Linked DNA regions of Homo sapiens: region 2 is linked to region 1. Evidence: chromatin loops called from intact Hi-C (ENCODE). Cell type or tissue: PC-9. All regions are shown on one strand. Links, peaks and the distances in the headings refer to the core of each region. The heading gives the core; the rest is flanking DNA. Region 1 holds the start of LOC107985362 (a long non-coding RNA gene). Region 2 overlaps KCNK1 (potassium two pore domain channel subfamily K member 1).

Evidence for each region. Hi-C counts contacts between places; a loop is a spot of excess contacts. Peaks named below come from ENCODE experiments on the same cell type or tissue, not always from the same donor. Only the 100,000 strongest peaks of a DNase experiment are listed, where the experiment ranks them.
Region 2: it touches region 1 in a loop (6-fold over the local background); 6 of 110 quality-filtered maps call a loop at or near these places.

Annotation. Positions count from the first base shown.
Region 1 is chr1:233,703,550-233,712,818 of GRCh38, reverse strand. LOC107985362 (a long non-coding RNA gene) reads left to right here and starts at 5,303. Exons shown (of 3, transcript XR_007066945.1): 1 at 5,303-5,638. RefSeq lists an enhancer at 3,423-4,622. In PC-9, for the core only: no CTCF peak of the experiment used is centred there; DNase peaks (open chromatin) are centred at 5,098 and 8,118; H3K4me3 peaks cover 1,279 bases; H3K27ac peaks cover 4,466 bases.
Region 2 is chr1:233,649,730-233,658,998 of GRCh38, reverse strand. All of the region lies in intron 1 of KCNK1 (potassium two pore domain channel subfamily K member 1), which reads right to left. Among named protein-coding and RNA genes, the nearest start is that of MIR4427, 30 kb to the right of the region's middle. In PC-9, for the core only: no CTCF peak of the experiment used is centred there; DNase peaks (open chromatin) are centred at 2,108, 2,488, 3,618 and 4,158; H3K4me3 peaks cover 2,558 bases; H3K27ac peaks cover 6,057 bases.

The DNA of each region.
Region 1 (9,269 bases), core at 393-8,392:
CCACCTTTTTGTTTATCTGGGCACTCAGTGGATTGTGCTCACTGACTCTGGGCAGTGAGGAGGATCTTCTTTATTCAGTCTATTGATTCAAATGCTTATTTTGAAACGCCTTCCAGAAATACCCTTGCAGACACACCCAGAAATAATGTTTCACTAGCTATCTGGGCATCCTTTAATTCCATCAAGTTGACACATAAAATTAACGATCACAGTCAGAAAGAAGATTCACTCTACCTTTATATATCCCTGCTGTGGAGGTGAACATAACAAGCTTTCAGAGCCTGATGACATTGAATATTCATATTACATAAATAACATCCCTTGTTTTCCTTCTTTTCTCCCTAAGCCATCCACTGATTATTCAAGTTCTATTGACATTAAGGCAAATTTTAATATTCTTTAAAATACTATTGTGTTCTGTTGGAAATGAAACACTCTACAGCCTTACATGAAAGTGGAGTCACAAAATTGAATGAGCCTAGATCTTGAATCACTATGTGAAAAGCCACCCACTCAACACACATTGGACTGCTACATCTTAAACTTCTACTGTATAAACCTCTGGATTTTTAGATTTATTGGCACAGAAGCTTTCATTACCTTAACTAATACAGGGCCCTAGCAAATCCCTCATCTTCTTAAACTTAATGACTTTTTACTTCTCTTTTCTGCTTCTGATAATTGTGGTGGGAAGATTTATAATCCCAGAAGAATAGAAAAGAATTATATTATTTCAAATGACACTGTTACAATGCAAATACTATGAATGTGGATCTACTGAGTGTACCACAGCACCTCTCTCCAGCATACTGTATGCTCAGCCAGCATCTGGAAACTAATGCTCTCTCAAAATTGGCCTATTACGTTTGAAAGTGCATTGACATATACAAGCCAAAAAATGTTTATGATGGAAAATTTCATCCTATATAATTTCCTTCACAAATCAAGGGTAATTTCTAAGATCACATAGGTATAGGATTTATAGATTTTATTTTGCTGGTAGCATAGGAATTACTAAGTAAATGATAGACTTTCTGTTTAATACAGTCCATTCCATGAAAATAACAGAGCGTAGCCTCTGCAGAGGAATTTAGATATAATAGGAGATAATGAACTATTATGTAATCTGTGCAATGAATTAAAATGAGTGCAATCAAGTATAATTTTGATGCCTTGAGAAAAAAGGTATTTGGTAACCAAAACGGTTAATAATGCTTCTTAAGGAAAAGCTCCTTAAAAATAAGCTTCCAAGTGCTTCAACAAAGCAAAATGACAACATATTGTGAATAATAGATTATTGCTGGGACAAATATGAAAATGAAGAACATCAGGATAGCATGATTGGCAACCAGCTTGTTTTTCTCTGTCTTCCTTGAGCATTTACAAGAGCAGAGATCTGGTGTGTTGGAACATCAGCTGGAAGGTGTAGAGGACTGTGTCCAAGGACAAGGGCTCTGGAGGCAGACAACCTTGGTTTCCATCACTCCCTGGTTACATATCATTGAGAAATTGACTTTTCTCTGTGCTAAACTTCATTTTTTCTCTCTATAAAATGAGAACATAAGGGTGTCTATTTTTTAGATCTGTTGTGAAATGTAAGACAAAATTACAAAAGAAATTCCACAGCAAATTACCTACCCAAAACTAAGCACTCACTAACCTTAGCTAGATGTACATTCAGAAAAAGACTAATACAAATACAAATAATAGAGAGTTGTCATGTCCTGAGATCCATCACAATGAGCCAACACTAGGTTAATCTGAGTACTGAAGATGATGGAGACTTTTTAATATTTCAAAGCACTTTTCACACTCTTTCATTTTGTTCCTCAGTTTTCACTGTACAACCCCCCCCCCTTTCTTATGAATGACAAAACTAAGGCATAGGCAAATTAAGTAAATTATATAGATTACATGCCTTGTTAATAGCAAAAGACTAGAATCTAGGTCTACTAGTTCCCATTATACTTTTTAACACTAACAGGAAGCATAATTTTGTGTAGTTAGCCTCACAGAGATTGTGTTATTGCAGAACTGTAATAAAGCACCCATATTAAATACCCCAGAAAGAAGAGAGTTTACATACACAGGATTTTGGGGTCTGTGCTGGAGATGGAATGTAGGTAAATGGCCCCAGTGTCCAGAGTTTTTACTGGGGTTTCATTACTGAGGCAGGAATGATTAAATCAATCAAGCTGGTCCAAAGTGTCAATCTTCTAATAACGTGGCTGATCTTTCTGGGGACCAGCCCCCATCCTGAAGCAATGTAGGGGGCCCATCAGGAGTTTCTTCCATAGCATAGTAAGAGCACTCCTGTCAGTCAGGAAAGCTCTAGGGTTTTTGAAGCTCAAGTTGATAACCAGCCACAAAGACCAGATATATTTTTTGTTATACCACACGGTATTTCTTTGAAAAACCCAAGCCACCACCTCAAGTACTTGGGAGGGAATTTATTACTGATTAAACCAAAGAAATACCCAATCCCCTGATATGGCTTTTAACAACTTCTTTTGACATTTGTCACTCATACAGTTTGTACTGATTTCAGAGGTGGAATGGTATTTTAGAGGCCCATCTGAGCCCCTGAGATAAGCTCTCATCAACAACTCTCTCTCTCGAGGGCTGGACAATGGGTCTTCTTAGAGACAGCTTTCCATTGGGCAGCCTTATCAAGTAGTCCCAAAGTGTAATACACCATCATGGATACATTTTACTCTATAATTCTTGCCTATGTTTACCAGGTTTTCAATGATGAACACAAGTGACTTGTTAACAGGAAATATTTTTTTAAAAAAAAGGAGTAGCAGCCTAATTATGGTATATCCATACAATGACACTATGCAGCAATTATGAAGAATGGAAAGAAGTCCAAAATATAGATTTAGATAAAAACATCAATGCTATATAGAATCATTATTAAATTTAAAATATGTATCTACCCTTACATATACATACACATATATATCTAACCATAATATAGCTTTAGATAAAAACATCAGTGCTATATAATCATTAACTTTAAAATATATATCTACCCTTATATGTACACACATACATAAATGTACCCTTACATATACATATAAACACACAAATATGTATCTCTATCCTTACATTATACATATATGTACATATACATACATACATATTTAACATATACATATTAAAAGTATGTATATGTATACATATATTCTTATATATACATATACACATATGTATGTATATGTAATAGGTATATATACACACATATATGTATAATATGTTAGGATATATATATATTTTAAAGTTAATAATGGTTATCTCTGGTAAGTGATATTGGGAGAGTCAGGAAACATGGAGGAAAATTGGCTTCTTCCCACTGGATACTCTTCTATAGGTTTAGTTTTTAATATATAGGTAAATGCAAATATGCCTTATTGTCATATTTTCTTCTTTATCTTTTTTTTGAGATAGGGTCTTATTCTGTCACCCACACTAGTGTGCAGTGGCTCGATCATGGCTCACTGCGTCCTTGAACTCCTGGCCTCAAGCAATCCTCCCACCTCAGCCTCCCAAAGAACTGGGATTACAGATGTAAGCCACTGTGAACAGCCTGTGCCAAGTTTTCTCTTTGTCAATGGCAGGGGGTAGCCACAATTAAGAAGTGGAAAAAAGGTATCTTCCCTACTTAGAGGAACTTACAAGCACTTAGTAAAGTCATATTTTGTAATAAAAAGCAAGATAGAAAAAAGAAGCAAGGAAGAGAGGACAGGAAAAGGAGAGGAATGGAGGGAAGGAGAAAGAGAAGGGGCAGGCATGAGTTCCATGACTGTGTACCGCATGTTGTGTAGAATGTGACAAATAACAACTATAACTAGTTCCTTTATAGAAACATAGCAAACTCAGTCATCATCCCTGACGTTATCATTATGTAGGTATCTAAGGTAGGTTTTCGCAAAAACTGTTCTTTTCTCTCTCTCTCTCTTTTTTAAATACAGGATCTTCCTTTGTTGCCCAGGCTGGAATGCAGTGGCATGAACTCAGTTAGTGGAAGCTTCTACCTCCCAGGCTTAAGTGATCCTCCTTCCACAGCCTCCCAAATAGCTGAGACTACAGGCGTATGCCACCATGCCTGATTAATATTGTTTATTTCTTGTAGAGACAGAGTCTCCCCATGTTGTCCAGGCTGATCTGAAACTGCTGGGCTCAACTGATCCTCCTGACTCAGCCTCCCAAAATGCTGGGATTACAGGCATGAGCCAACATGCCCGGCCAGCCACTGTTTTTGTAGTCAGGAGATTGCCACCATAAATTGTGTAGCCAAGGTGACAAAGAAGTTATTAATAATTTTATGACACATTTCCCTTTCCTTCTATGCCCCTTCTAAGATGTTTAAATTTATTAGCATAGTAATATGGATTTAATGACAACACAATGGAGAAATCTGGAATTGCAGAATGAATGGTGATGTTTCACTGCTTTCTGTACAGATAATTTTATCTTCATTAAAAGCTAGTGATTTAGGGGTACTCTTAAGATTATAAGCCTCCTTTTATAGAGCTTTGGAACAAACAAATGTTCTTAATAAAGAGCAGGAAGTGAGGAGGGGCTGGACTCAGAGGGGTGAGCTGTTAGGAGGCATTGTCTAGTCTCGGGACAGCAGGCAGAGTAATTGCTAACTGAAGGAAACTTCCAAGGATAACTCTGGGAGTCCTCATCTGGGCTGAAGACAGGACTACTACCAGAGGGGCAGTGGGATCAATGGGACTCCAAGCGAGTGCATGTCACAGAAGCCCTGGCCCTGGTCTCCCAAGGCAGGGATGCCTGAGTTCTACTTGTCATGTGTCTCTCTGGCTGACCACAGCTGGCTGTCAGGCCCAGCAAACATCTCTGCAGCTCTTTCCGGGGCAAAACGTCTCCCCTTCCAGACATCCAACTTCTTAATTCTCCTGACCTTAGAGCCCATCTTAAAACAAAATGAAAAACAAACCAGGGGATCAAGTTGCTGGATGACTCATTGCAGAGTTTCTCCTTCTTTCCCAATTACACAGGGTGTCTAAGATTAGATTAGCCAAGGCCAACAGTGCAGACTATTGTGCACCTGGCTAGCAGAGTCTTCCTTAGGCATTAAAGTAAAAACACTTGATCACATAACACCACCTGCCAACATTCAGCCTCCTCTGCCCATCAGCCTTGCTGACACAGGGAGTGGAGATTTGTGTAGAGAAATGACTCATTCAAATATGACTTAATCTAAACCGTAAGTGTATGATTTATTAATGTGCCACCAGGCCTTACACCAAGAGAGCCATTCCAGAGAAAAGTCCTTTTTCTCCTGAGAACAGTGCCAGCAGCTGGCTTCGTGACATTCTGGAAGCCCCGTGCAATGCTGTCAGGAGCATAGGGATTTTACTTTATCTCCCTTGCTTATGCTCCACATAACTGAAATATCTCACTGGAAGCTGCAGCAGTGCTGGCCCCTTGCACAGCCATATGTGACCACTGCAGAACAATCAGTTGGAGAGACAGTTTGGACTACATGGAGGGTGGAGATAAGGACAAAGTGAAGAATACACAGGAACCAGTGCCTCCTCCTGGAACTATGCAACTCCAAGCTGCTTCCATCAGCTGCTAGGTCCAGTAGGGAGGGACCTACTGAGAGGTGATTGGATTATGGGGGCGGTTTCCCCCATGCTGTTCTCATGATCGTGAGTGAGTTCTCATTTGATCTGATGGTTTCACGAAAGGCTCTTTCTCCTTTGCTTTCTCTTCTCTCTCCTGCTGCTATGTGAAGAAGGTGCCTGCTTCCCTTTCCGCTGTGATTGTAAGTTTCCTGAGGCCTCCTCAGCCATGTGGAACTGTGAGTCAATGAAACCTGTTTCCTTTATAAATTACTCAGTCTCTGGTATTCCTTTATAGCAGTGTGAAAATGGACTAATATACTTGCCCTTCATCCCAACGATGGATTTAAGACTAGAGACATTTCAAATAGTAGGTTTTTTGCCAAATGCCTTTCGCTGTAGAAATTCTATACATGGCCTTTGTCTGTTACACTGGAAGTCCTGCCACTTCTTAGATGGTGGAGATTAAAACAGCGATTTCTTGTGGTGGTGGCGGGGCTGGGGTTGGGAACATTGAGGATAAGGTGGGAGCTGCCCATCTCAGACACTACTGAGATAGTGGGATGGGCCACATAAATGTCTATGGAAGAGATGCCTTTGCCATACAATTCCTTCAACAAATACTCATTGATCACACACCATATCTGGGGGTGTAGCTGAGAACAAAACAAAGCTCCTGTTTTGAGGAGCTTTAGGCTGTAGAGAAAACAGAAAATAAACAAGCAAGCAAATGGATGTTTTTAAGTGGCAAAAGTGCTATAAAGGAAACAAGTAGTGGGATGAGATGAGGGGAGGAGAACTTCAGGTAAGGTGGCATCAGAGCAGGAAGCTGAACTGAGGGTGAGTGAGCTGAGCTCAACAGAAAGGACTGTTGGACTGAGCCAGCCACATGGAGATCTGGAGAAGGGAAGAGGGCACTACCATTTTGTTTTTGTTTTTTATTGGATTTAAGACGTCACTATTGTACCTCTAAAAGAAAAAAAAAAACTGTAATTATAATTGTAAATTACAAAATTGATTGTAAAACACATTTTGATAACAATGAATTAAAATATGTTAAATTACATGCCTTAGCATCAATATATTAGTTCAAAAGCCCAGAAGTGTTAAACAAGCTTAGTGCTTATCTAAGCAACTGAAAAGAATCTGATATGTTTATAGTTGGTGAATGACAGAGAAAAAGATATGAGGTTTCAGGGGGGCAAAAGGATAAATCTTGAGGTCTTAGTTTAATTAAAAACGGGTGATGATACCATTTACTGAGATAGGAGAGATTTCAGGTTGCCAAGATGTCAATTTCAGACATATTTTATATATGTTAAGTGACAATTAAGAGAAGGAGGGTTAAAAGGAGACTTAAGATTCAGTGAAAACTCAAGGTTTATGAAGACTTTTGCTCCATATCCATCAGGAAACCAGAAATCCCTGAAATTAATAGCTGAATAAATAGAATAAGGTCAACATTATTTTTAACACATATTTTTATGTCATATGCATACTATGTCACCATAATCAGTAAACTGTTAAAGTGCCAGAAAATGCTTCTACATCATTTTCATTCTGACAGGAAGTAGATAGAAATGGCATGTATCTACGAAGCCAAGTTCTTTCAAAATTTACAGCTTAATTTCTCCAATTGTTTAGAGTGATAAATTTTTCACTGAGGCCATTGACCAGCACAATAATTGTGTCTACACAGCATGTTTATATCAAATACCATTGCATCTGTTATGTCCTGTTCATGCTGTGACCTTCCCAGAAGGCAGTTAGGGATTGAAACTAGTACGCACAATAGTGTAGATCAGAAAACTGATGTCAGGCTCTAGTGACATGTGTAGGTACTGGCAGAACTGGAATTAGAACCAGATTTCTACAGTTGCACCCCTGGTTCTTTGCTCCAAATGCTAAAGCCCTTGGTTATTTGATTTTCCTGTTGTCTTTATCCTATCCCCAGGCTCTATTTGGGTTTCTGTAGTGAAATTAAGGATAACCTCATCTGCATGCTGTACTTTCTTAAATAGATTTTTCTAATCTCCCATACTCCCACAACCATAAATGACAAAATACAAGCATGCTTAGGATCATTGTGCCCCACAATAAAAAAAGCTGTTGCTATGTTTTGGAAACAGATCAATCTTGGTATTTAAGTGTTGTTTGAACAAAGATTAACTGAGCCTGTTCTCCTCCCCCAGGTACTCAGACCCAGAACATACTGTTTTCACTCCAAGAGTCTGAATGTCTCTTTTCTGAGAAAGATGAAGAAAAAGTACTTTTTTCATGAATTTAATACTCATTAAAGTCAATAGTCGGAAAGCCTGGCTAATTAGCAGACTTCTTCAGAGGACTTTAAATAATATAGTTACTGTATTTTTATTATATTGAAATCTCCAAATATATAAAGTTAGAATCTTCAAGGTGGGAGGAAGAGGAGAAATTGGATTTCTCTAAGCTCCCTAGTGATTCTGATGATGACTCATTTGGGGAAGTGCAGCATTGAATGGCCCTTCTAAAATGAGGACAGCTATTTTTTGGACTAAGCACCCCTCCCGACTCTCCCCATTCCTCATCCTCTCAGAGACTTCTCTCTCTCAGATTGCCCCATCTGTCTCATGTATTATAATCACTTCCCCTCTACTGGTTTCTTCTCATACGTTTAACTTGTTCAAGTGCCTTCCATCTTTAAAAACAGTCAAGGCACAGCCCTTGATTTAACCATAGGAAGCCCGCTCCCCACCACCCTGCCATCAGCTCTCTTCTTCCTGTGTAGTGAGCACTGCTTCTTTGAGCTTCTGAAAGCTGTAGTCACTGCCTCTTGCTGGTAACTGAAAGCACATTTCTAAGTTCGCATATTCCCTGACTTCTTGACAGCACTCATGACTCGCCATCTCCTTTTCTGGAACACTGTTTGCTTGGCTTTCACAATATCATGCTTTTCTAGTTCTTTTTCCTGTTTTGGACACTGCTTTACAGAGAATTAACATTCCTCTTTTTCCCGCTGACCCTGAATCAAGAAAGAATCATGTTTCTTTCTTTATTTTTTATATCTTAACTTTTGAGGGGTAGATTTTCAAGCATACATAAAAGTGAAGAGAACAGGATAATGAACTAGGTGTACACATGACTGCATCTTATCAGTGCAATACACACTCATATTACTTTTTCTATACTTCATCCATTTTCTCCCTGCTCCCTGACTTGGATCAAATCCCAGACATTACATTATTTAACCTGCAAATATTTCATCATATATATGTGGGAATATATAGATCTCTATCACTATATATAGTGAGAATTTCTTTCAAAGAAAAGATAATCACAATATTATAATCTCATCAAATGTAGTTGTTATAATTCCTTAATGTCAGTCTAATAACAATCCTGTTTTCACAATTTCTTCTCTTGTAGATTTTTAAAAATTAATTTTGTTGAATTGAAATCTAAATAAGATACAGAGATAAAGATTCATTGACATGTCCCTTAAGTATTTTAGTTTATAGGCTGTCCTACTATATTCCCTGCCTCTTCTTGCATTTTATCTTGATTCAGTTGAAAACTCTGGGTCATTTGTCTTATAAAGTTCATGGGGTCTGCAATTTGGTGAAGGTGTCCTTTTGGCATTATTTAACATGCGTCTCTGTTCCTTGTATTTTCTAGAAATTATTGGTTATATCT
Region 2 (9,269 bases), core at 773-8,772, 54 kb after region 1:
GAAGAAAGAAAACAATTTTAAATAACTGAACTTAGCCTAAGTGTCCAGTGTCTAGAAAGTCTACAGTAGTGAACAGTAATCTCCGAGGCCATCACATTCACTCACCACTTACTCACTCACCCAGAGCAACTTCAATTCCTGCAAGCCCCATTCATGCTAAGTGTCTCATACAGGTGTCCCATTTTAAAAAATCTTTTATACTGTATTTTTACTGTATCATTTCTAGGTTTGGATATATTTAGATCTCCAAATACCATGTGTTACACTTGCCTACAGTCTTCAGTACGGTAACATGATATACAAGTTTGTAACCTAGAGCAATATGCTATAGCATTCAGCTTTGTACACTCTACGTTGTTCACACAATGACAAAAACACCTAAGGATGCATTTCTCAGAACGTATCCCTGTCGTTAGGTGACGCTTGACTGTAGTCTCATGTAGTCTCATTTTCTCTCTTGGCATCTAGGAGTTAGCATACAGTCTCTTATATAAGGAACTGTTTTTGTTAGATGATTCTTGCTTAATATGTAGGTTTTTCCTTTTAATCTACCTGCTTATTAATTATGTGTCCAAAATTATGCAATCAAAAAAATCGAATTTTCTAATTTTAAAGTAAGCAATTTGGCCAAATTAAAATTTCTATTATACATGCTTTCTTTTCTAAGCATTAAACATTTTCAGGGTTCATTCTCTATGATTTAAAAACACATATAATTATTTATTTTGCCCCTCAAACTAGTAAATGAATGATATCCAACTCTAATGGATCCCTGTTGTCCCATTTCTGTATGGTTTCTTTTCCCTAACACTGTTTACAATTTAACTTTGAAATGTGTTGAACCTTTCTTAGCTTGAGAATTTAAATTATGATTATTTGTCCTTATTTTTTCATATTTTTAGAACTGTTTTTCCATCCATTTTAAAAATACGAATCCCTGCCATGTCTTTTCACACCACCCTCTGCATACTCTCACAAATGAAGATCATCTCATCAGGCCTTGCTTCCTAAAACTGAAATTTCAAAAGAAACACGTATGTTACATACAATTATTCAAATTCTTTATACTCCTTTTCTCCATTCTCTCTAAGCTGGTGAGTACCTGGTTGACAGTCCAGCTTTTGATCAGTCACCTTCTGCTGTAGGAGGCTAAGTTTGTCAAAGTGATAAAAAAAAAAATTAACACTTTTAAGTTATAACTTAGTAAAATTTGCAGTAAGATATTAAATGCTATAGTAGGACAGCATAGGTAACAGACCAGGCTGTCTTTCTCTCTCTCTCTCTTTCTTTCTTTATTTCTCTTTCTTTCTTTTCTTTCTCTTTCTTTCTTTTCTTTCGTCTTTCCTTTTTCTTTTTTCTTTCTTTTCTTTTCTTTCTTTTTCTCTCTTTCTTTCTTTCTTATTTCTTTGGCTAATCATCATAATTACACAGTTCCTTATGAAAACAAATTCTGTAATAATCTCTTTATCATCTCAGATCCCTGCAGACAATATGGCTTGGCTTGTTCAACGGTACCATCTACTGCACACTGTGATTTGATGTCTTGCTAGGTTACTGCGGGCAGATCATGGTAGCACAGGAACATGACCCACTACTGGATATGGGTAATAACCACATATCCAGCTTTTACCACATATCCAATTTTAATACAGCTTTCCCCCAATTCCAATCAGTCACATTTCGAAAACATAAGAATCCTACCTAAGGCTTTTCCATCCCAAAATTTACTGACACTGCCTTGGCTGCGGGGGTTGTGGATGAAGGGGGACAAAAAGCGATGAGAAAGCAGCTCTCGTGAAAAGGTGGATTTGTCCCCCTCTCACCAAGCTAAATTAAACTCATCCTCACTCATCCTCACTGCCCATCCTCCCAGACACAAACCAAATGGGCTTCTTACTCAGTACTGGCCATCTCTCGGGCAAGATTTCCCTTTAATATTTTCTTACTAAATTACATGAACAGATTAATTAGAAAAGACTTAAAAAACAACAAGCTATCTAATTCTCTGACAGAGTATATTTACAATGTGTTATGACTAGGACCAAAAAAAGTAAATAAAAGAGACTTAAAACGAAGCTTTGGGCTGGGCATGGTGACTCACACCTGTAATCCCAGCACTTTGGGAGACTGAGGTGAGAGGATTGCTTGAGGCCAGGAGCTCAAGATCACCCTAGTCAACATAGTGAGCTCTGTCTATACAAAAACTAAATAAATTAGCTGGGCATGGTGGCATGTGCCAGTAGTCCCAGCTATTCGGGAGGCTGAGGTGGGAGGATCAATTGAGGCTGGGAGGTTGAGGCTGCAGTGAGCCATGATCATGCACCACTGCACTCCAGCCTAGACGACGAGAGACTCTGTCCCAAATTAAATAAATAAATAATAAAGAAATAAATAATTGAAGCTTTGTCACCCTTGTGTGAAAGCTGATCACATGAAATGAGTCATTCTTGTCATACCCAACAAAGAATCAATAAGCCAAGGGGAAAAAGCACTCAGGGTGAAGAACATTGCTCCAAAAAACATAATTTTCTGCAGGCCTGGCAGCTGACACTGCCTGCAGTAACCTGAAACCAGTTTTGTCTAACGACTACTGAGACGACCTGCTGCAACTCTCAGACTGGGTTTACGCACCACCCTCACTTATCAGTTGAAGCCTGCCAGCTCCTCAAAACCTTACTGGTGCCAATGAAACTTCTCAAAGAGCAATATGCAACATTTCTCCTTTTTATAAAACCTCTAACCTTCTCTTTGTTCTTCAGAGAGAGCATTTTCAGTTCACACCGGAGACTCTCTCTTCCAGGTTTGTAAACCAGTATTGCCAGTGAAACTCTCTTTTCTGTTATCTAGCCATCCTGATGGTCCTTTGGATGACACTTGTTTAATCCTGTAACCCATTTGAATGCAGAGGTGTCAACATTACAATTACTGATGGTCTCACAAAACTGTCGTTTCCTTCAGCATCCTTTCCTAGGGACTTGAAATCCACAAAAGTAGAATGCTTTACGATTAACTGAAAATGATGAGAAGCAACCACCAAGCATAAGTTAAAGAGCTGTCCAGTATGCCCTTGGCATTGGAGCCGTTTTTTTTTTTTCCCACTTTACCTCAGTTGCTCCTCATCCAAGGGTATCTTAGTCTGTTCAAGCTGCTACAAAAGAATACCACAGGCTTATAAACAACAGAAATGTATTTCTCACAGTTTTAGTGGCTGGGAAGTCTCTGATCAAGGCACCAGCAGATTCAGTGTCTGGTGAGGGCTGCTTCCTCATAGACTTCTCACTCTAATCTCACAAGGCAGAAGGAGGAAGGAGTCCCTCTTATGTCTCTTTTATAAAGGCACGAGTCTCATTCACGAGGCCTCCACCCTCATAACCTAATCACCTCCCAAAGGCTCTACCTCCTGATACCATCACCTTGAGAGGGTGGGGGTTAGGATTTCAACATATAAATTTGGGAGAGACACAAACACTCAGACCATAACATTCTACCCCTGGCATCCCAAAATTTCATGTCCTTCTCACACGCAAAATGCATTCAGTCCATTCCAATGGTTCCAAAAATCTTAACTCATTCCAGTATCTACTTGAAGGTCTGTAGTCCAAAGTCTCATTTAAACAGCACCTACATCATATATGGGTGAGACGCAAGGTATGATTCATTCTGAAGCAATTTCCCCTCCAGCTGTGAGCCTGTGAAATTAAACAAGTCAAGGGGCTTCCAAAATACAATGGTGGGACAGGCATAGAATAGACATTTCCATTTCAAAAGAAAGAAAAGAATAGAAAGAAAGAAAAGAAGAAAGGATAGGTCCCTAGCAAAGTCCAAAATTTTGTCTGGAGAATAATCTTCTTTGGCTCAATGCTCTGTCCCCCAGGCCCACTAGGGCTGTGGTCCTGCTTTCCCAACCCACGGGCGTGGTGGCCCTCCCCAAAGGTTGCTCTGTGCCCTTGTGGCTCCAAGAGCTAGAATCGTGTCTATGACTCTACAGGTCTGGGGCTGCTGGGGTGGTCCTACCACTCGGCTATCCTGGATGTTGCTCTAGTAAGGGCTCTCTGTGGAGGTCCCATGCTTGCCTGCTCAAGCTTTTGCACATTGGAGCTGTGATGGAGGTGGCAGCCCCAATTACTTCTGAATCACCTTGAGCAACAGGTTCCACTTGGTTGACTAATCTCCTTATCAGATGGTCATTTGGCCGCACCCTTGGTGTTCTTTCCCAATGTGCCTTCTCATTTATTTATTTATTCTTTTTTAAGAGATGGACTCTCACTATGTTACTCAGACAAGTCTCAAACTCCTGGGTTTAAGGGATCCTCCTGCCTCCACTTCTCTAACAGTTAGGACTACAGGCATGAACCACTGTACCCGTTATCTCATTCTTCATAATATGGCTAGGGTGAGAATTTTCCAAATCTTTAAGTGCTGCTTCTCTTTGATTAACAATTCTGTCTTTAAATCTTTTCTCTCTTTTCACATTTTAATGTAGGCTGTCAAGAGAAGCCAAGCCACAACTTTCACACTTTGCCTAGAAATTTCCTTATCCAAATATGTAATTTCAGTGTTCACCGCTCTACCTTCTGCAAAACACTAGAATACAGGCACAATTCAGCCAAGTTCTCTGACGCTTTTTAAAAAAATTTGTTTTCTTTTACTTTAAGTTCTGGGATATATGTGCTGAACGTGCAGGTTTGTTACACAGGTATACATGTGGTTTACTGCATCTATCAACCTGTCATCTAAGTTTTAAGCCCTGCATGCATTAGGTATTTGTCCTGATGCTCTCCCTTCCCTTTCCCCCCCACCCCGATGGCTTTTTCTCCATTGTCCAATAACATGGTCCTCATTTCCCTCTGAGACCTTATCAGACTGGCCTTTATTACCCATATTTCTGCCAACGTTCTGTTCATGATCACTTAGGTATTTTCTAGGAGGATTAAGGCTTTCTTTATAGCTCTCCTCTTTTCTTTCTGAGCCTTCACCAGAATCACCTTTAAAGGTCAATTCACAGCAATGTAGGCTTTTTCTAGTGTGCACCTCCGAACTCTTTCCAGTTTCTACCCATTACCCATTTCCAAAGCCACTTCCACATTCGTTAGAAGCACTCCCACTTCTTGGTATCAATCTTTATATTTGTCAGGACTCTCTGAAGAAACAGAAGCAATAGGATATATATAGATATATAAGAAGAGATTTATTATGGGAATTGGCTTATCCAATTACGGAAGCCAGCAAGTCCCTTGGCATGCCGTCTGCAAGCAGAAGAACCAGGAAAGCCGGTGGTACCATTCTGCCCAAGTTTGAAGGCCTGAGAACCATGGAGGCCAATGACATAACTCCCAGTCCAAGGTCAGGAGAAGAGAGAAGTCTCAACTCAACAAAAGACAAATAGCCCTTTCTCTCCCTTTTTGTTCTATTCAGGCCCTTCATGAATTAGATAACGCCTACCCACCTTGGTGAGGATGGATCTTCTCTACTCAGTCTACTGATTCAAATGCTAATCTCTTCCAGAAACACCCTCACAGATGCACCCAGATGTAATGTTTTACCAGCTACCTGGGCATCCTCTAGCCCAGTCAAATTGACACAACAATTAACCATCAGTCAGGGAAGAGGTTTCAAAATGTAAGTTTTATTATTATTCAGGTATAGTGAGGCCAACAGACCAGGGGATATCTGTAATTGAAAAGACAGCTTGTTCAGGTTTCAAAAGTGGGGCATGCCATGCCATGCTGTGGGGGCACCTAGGGAAACATCAGTTGGTCAGGACACAAAGGAATCAAGGGGGGAACTTTACTGTGGTTTCTGCAGGAATAAATGGGTGAAGCAGCATAAGCAGGTTTAGGGTTAGCTAGTTTGAATCATTTCAGCAAGCTTTGGAATATAGGAGTTGTCCCAGTTGTCTGGTACCAGGCTCTGGGGTGACTGAGGCAGAGAATTAGTGGCTCAGAAGGTGAAAGCCTGATAAAGAAGGTGGCTGGGGGATGGGGCTCCAGAGTGTTCAGTTTGCATAGGAAAGGCATGCTCACAGGTGAGTCCTTTACTGTCCTTAGGAATTGGCCAGCCCTGGGAAGGGCAGTTCCTTCAGTGTCAGCAAAACCCAAGATGTCAAAGCATCAGAATAAAAAGATAATACAGAAGGAGTGTGTGACCAGAGCCAAGCTCTGCAAAGGCATGTCCACCAGCATGGCCTAGAAACAGTCCCAACCCAACCCTGAGGAGCTTGTTCTAGTAACCAAACCAGGAAGCATCCAGTGTACTGGATAGTTACAGGGGAGACGTGCTTGAAAGCATTTAGGAAAAAGTCAGGGAATGTGGTCTATGGATAGTTATGGCATGAACAGCATGAGCTCCTGAAACCTTTAAATCACCCCCATGTTTGTTACTTGTTAACTCTTGTTCCCCCTCACTCCAGACCTGTGAAGAGCATTCCAATGAAAAAATGAAAGGAAAGCATTCGGTATGTTATGCTTTAAAGGCATAACCTCCTTTAATCTTCACAGCAGCTCTTTCAGATAAGTATGCATATCCCTATTTTACAGATAAAGAGACTAGGGGGTTAAATAGTTTTCCAAAGATCTGAAAGCAGATGCATGATGGGGGCAGGATTTGAACCATGGGTTTATCAATCTATTATGTCTGGCCTCAGGGGTAGCGGTAAGGAAGAACAAGGAAAAATCAAAGAGGGGTGATGGCCAATGTAGAAAACAAAAGCTGGAGAAAGAAATCCCTGGATGTTTCCAGAATTTACTCTGAGATAGAATGGACCTAAGACAACAACCAAAGATCTAACCCACCCAAGCAGGAGCTCCCAGGAAAAACAGGTCTCAGCCCCCATGATCCCATGGCCTTCAGTAAGAATTAGGCTACAGCTTCAGAACACTTGTCCAGTCCTTCCTGGATCTGAGCCTGATTGTTGCTTGGCCCTGTTTGCTTTTAACTCATGGTGGCCTCTGCCTTGGGGTTACTCTCAGGTAAAGGCTACCTTTGTTGCCTCATCACCTTTGTTCACCTTTGGTCTAATCTAAATGAAATGTCCAGGTCATCCCTTGTCTTCCTGTTCCCAATTCCATGAGAATAGGAATAAGAGGGTTTATACAACCTCATGTGAATGTAATCCACATAAACGTCTTGTAGGAGACAGCAGCCTGCCAGAGATGAGGCAATGCCATCAACGTGTCCTGGCGTTCTCACACCAGCTCCTGCTGCCATGCATTTGACAGCACCTACCTCCACTTCTGTGTAGGAGTCAGCACACTGCACACGTCCTGCTCCCATCTGCCTGTCTATCAAACACAGACCCACCTTTCTATCTGGGACATTCGAAGAGAGAGTTAGAAACCTGACCCTGATTATTGCATAAAACAGAATAGCAAAGGGAGAATCATATACTATGTTCTAGTATGCCCCTTTTTCTTTCTTTTTGATATTTTCCCCTCTCACTTTCTTTACCATTTCTTAGAAATTTTAACAACAGGACAACAGAGTGAAGATAAGATAAAGAAGCTAACAGAGAGGATAAATCTAGTTTTTCCTAAAGCCTCAATATTTTAAACGAGGTTGCAAATCTATTAACCAAAGTGGTATTTCTTCCACATGCCACCTCCTCTGGGTTTGCTTTCAGGTTTGACATAATTATCCTGCAGCCATCACTACCCTTAGGTTTAAAAGTTATTATACTGTAAAGCCTTTTCAGTAATGCACTTTTAGAATGAGGTTTTTAAATTCGTGCTGTAGGCATTTTTCCCTGGGGCATAGATGCTGTGCAGGCAACTCAGGATTTAGATTTCTTTTCCTTCAAGAACAGTTGGGCACACTTTACCCAATGGAAGACAGATTGCAGAGGTAATGGGGGCAAACGCTGGATGACAAGAAGACGCACCGTTTACTTGATGCTGAATTTCCACACTCCAAACCTGCAAGTAATGAATATAGCTCTTGCTTGGTCCCAAAGCTTAACTGAGACTAGAAAGCAAAGTAGTCCTAAATTCTCGTATTATGTAAAGGGATGCGGGAACCCTGGATGCTCTGTAGAATCAAACCCAACCTCTGAGCCTCCATCCACAGGAACTCAGAGCAGCCACCTGCTAAGGCTTCTGGTGCCCCCGGGAGGGAAACGTGGCGTCCATTTTGCCCTGGTGGGAATCTCTGTATCTTTTGGAGGAAGACACTCTTGAAATGAAGTCAACAGTTTTTTTTTTTTTTTCTATTGTTCGAAAGACTTTATTTAGGGGAACGGGCTGAGGAATCACATTTGCTAAATTTGAATCCTGGTTCTGCTTCTTATTAGCTATGTCTCCCTGAAAAATTTGATGCCTTAGTTTCCTCATCTGTCAAATGTGAAGACTATTTCCTATCTCATGCAGGTGTTATGAGGGTTAAATGAAACAATCCATGTAAAACATTTAGTACAGACGCTGCACATAGGAAGTACCATGAAGTTAAACTCTTCTATTGCTGTGGAAAGAAAAAACTAATTGAATTATCTCCACAATAGGCACACCCTTTCATATTGGCCACACTCTTCCTAGCTATACTAGTTACAAATGAACTATATGCTCCCCTCTGTTCTCTGCACACGTTTTAATATTCCCCAAGTCCTTTAAGAGACCTTCTCCCACACTAACAGATGTTATTAAAGTGGTCCCTGACAGTAATTAAAGACTTAACAACAGTGCTTGGGAACGAATCTGATATAGAGGAACTGTGTGGCCACTCTGTAGTTTAGAATGACTACAATGACTCCCCAACAGAAAAATCCAAATGCGCTCTCTCAAATTCTTACTCCCCTCATTGCAAACTGACCCACTATGATAGCTGCTCACCAAGATCACATTCTTATCAGTAGATGCTGGTAAATTCTAATGATTAAAGGTTGGTGAGAACTGTAGGTCTCCTCTCCTAAAAGTTCTCTTCTAGGTGGCATATTACAAGGACAAGAAAGTGTCACATCACCTGGTGTACTCTCAGGGAAGTTCAAGCTCTCTCCTTTAGGCACTTGAAAGGCTCTCACAGCCAGATTCAACAATCTTCTAACCAAATCAGGAGATAAAACCCTCAGGACCCATCATTTAGTGGCAGAACACAGAAGAGGATGGTGTTCTAGACCTAGAATCCTGTTCTTAAAGATATCCATTTGCTGGGTGCCCAAAGATTTCATTCCCTGCTACAGTCTGAATGTTTGTGTTCCCCCAACTTCCAGATTCATATGTTAAAGCCTAATCCCCAATGCAATAGTATTAAAAGGTAGGGCCTTTGGGAGGTGATTAGGTCAT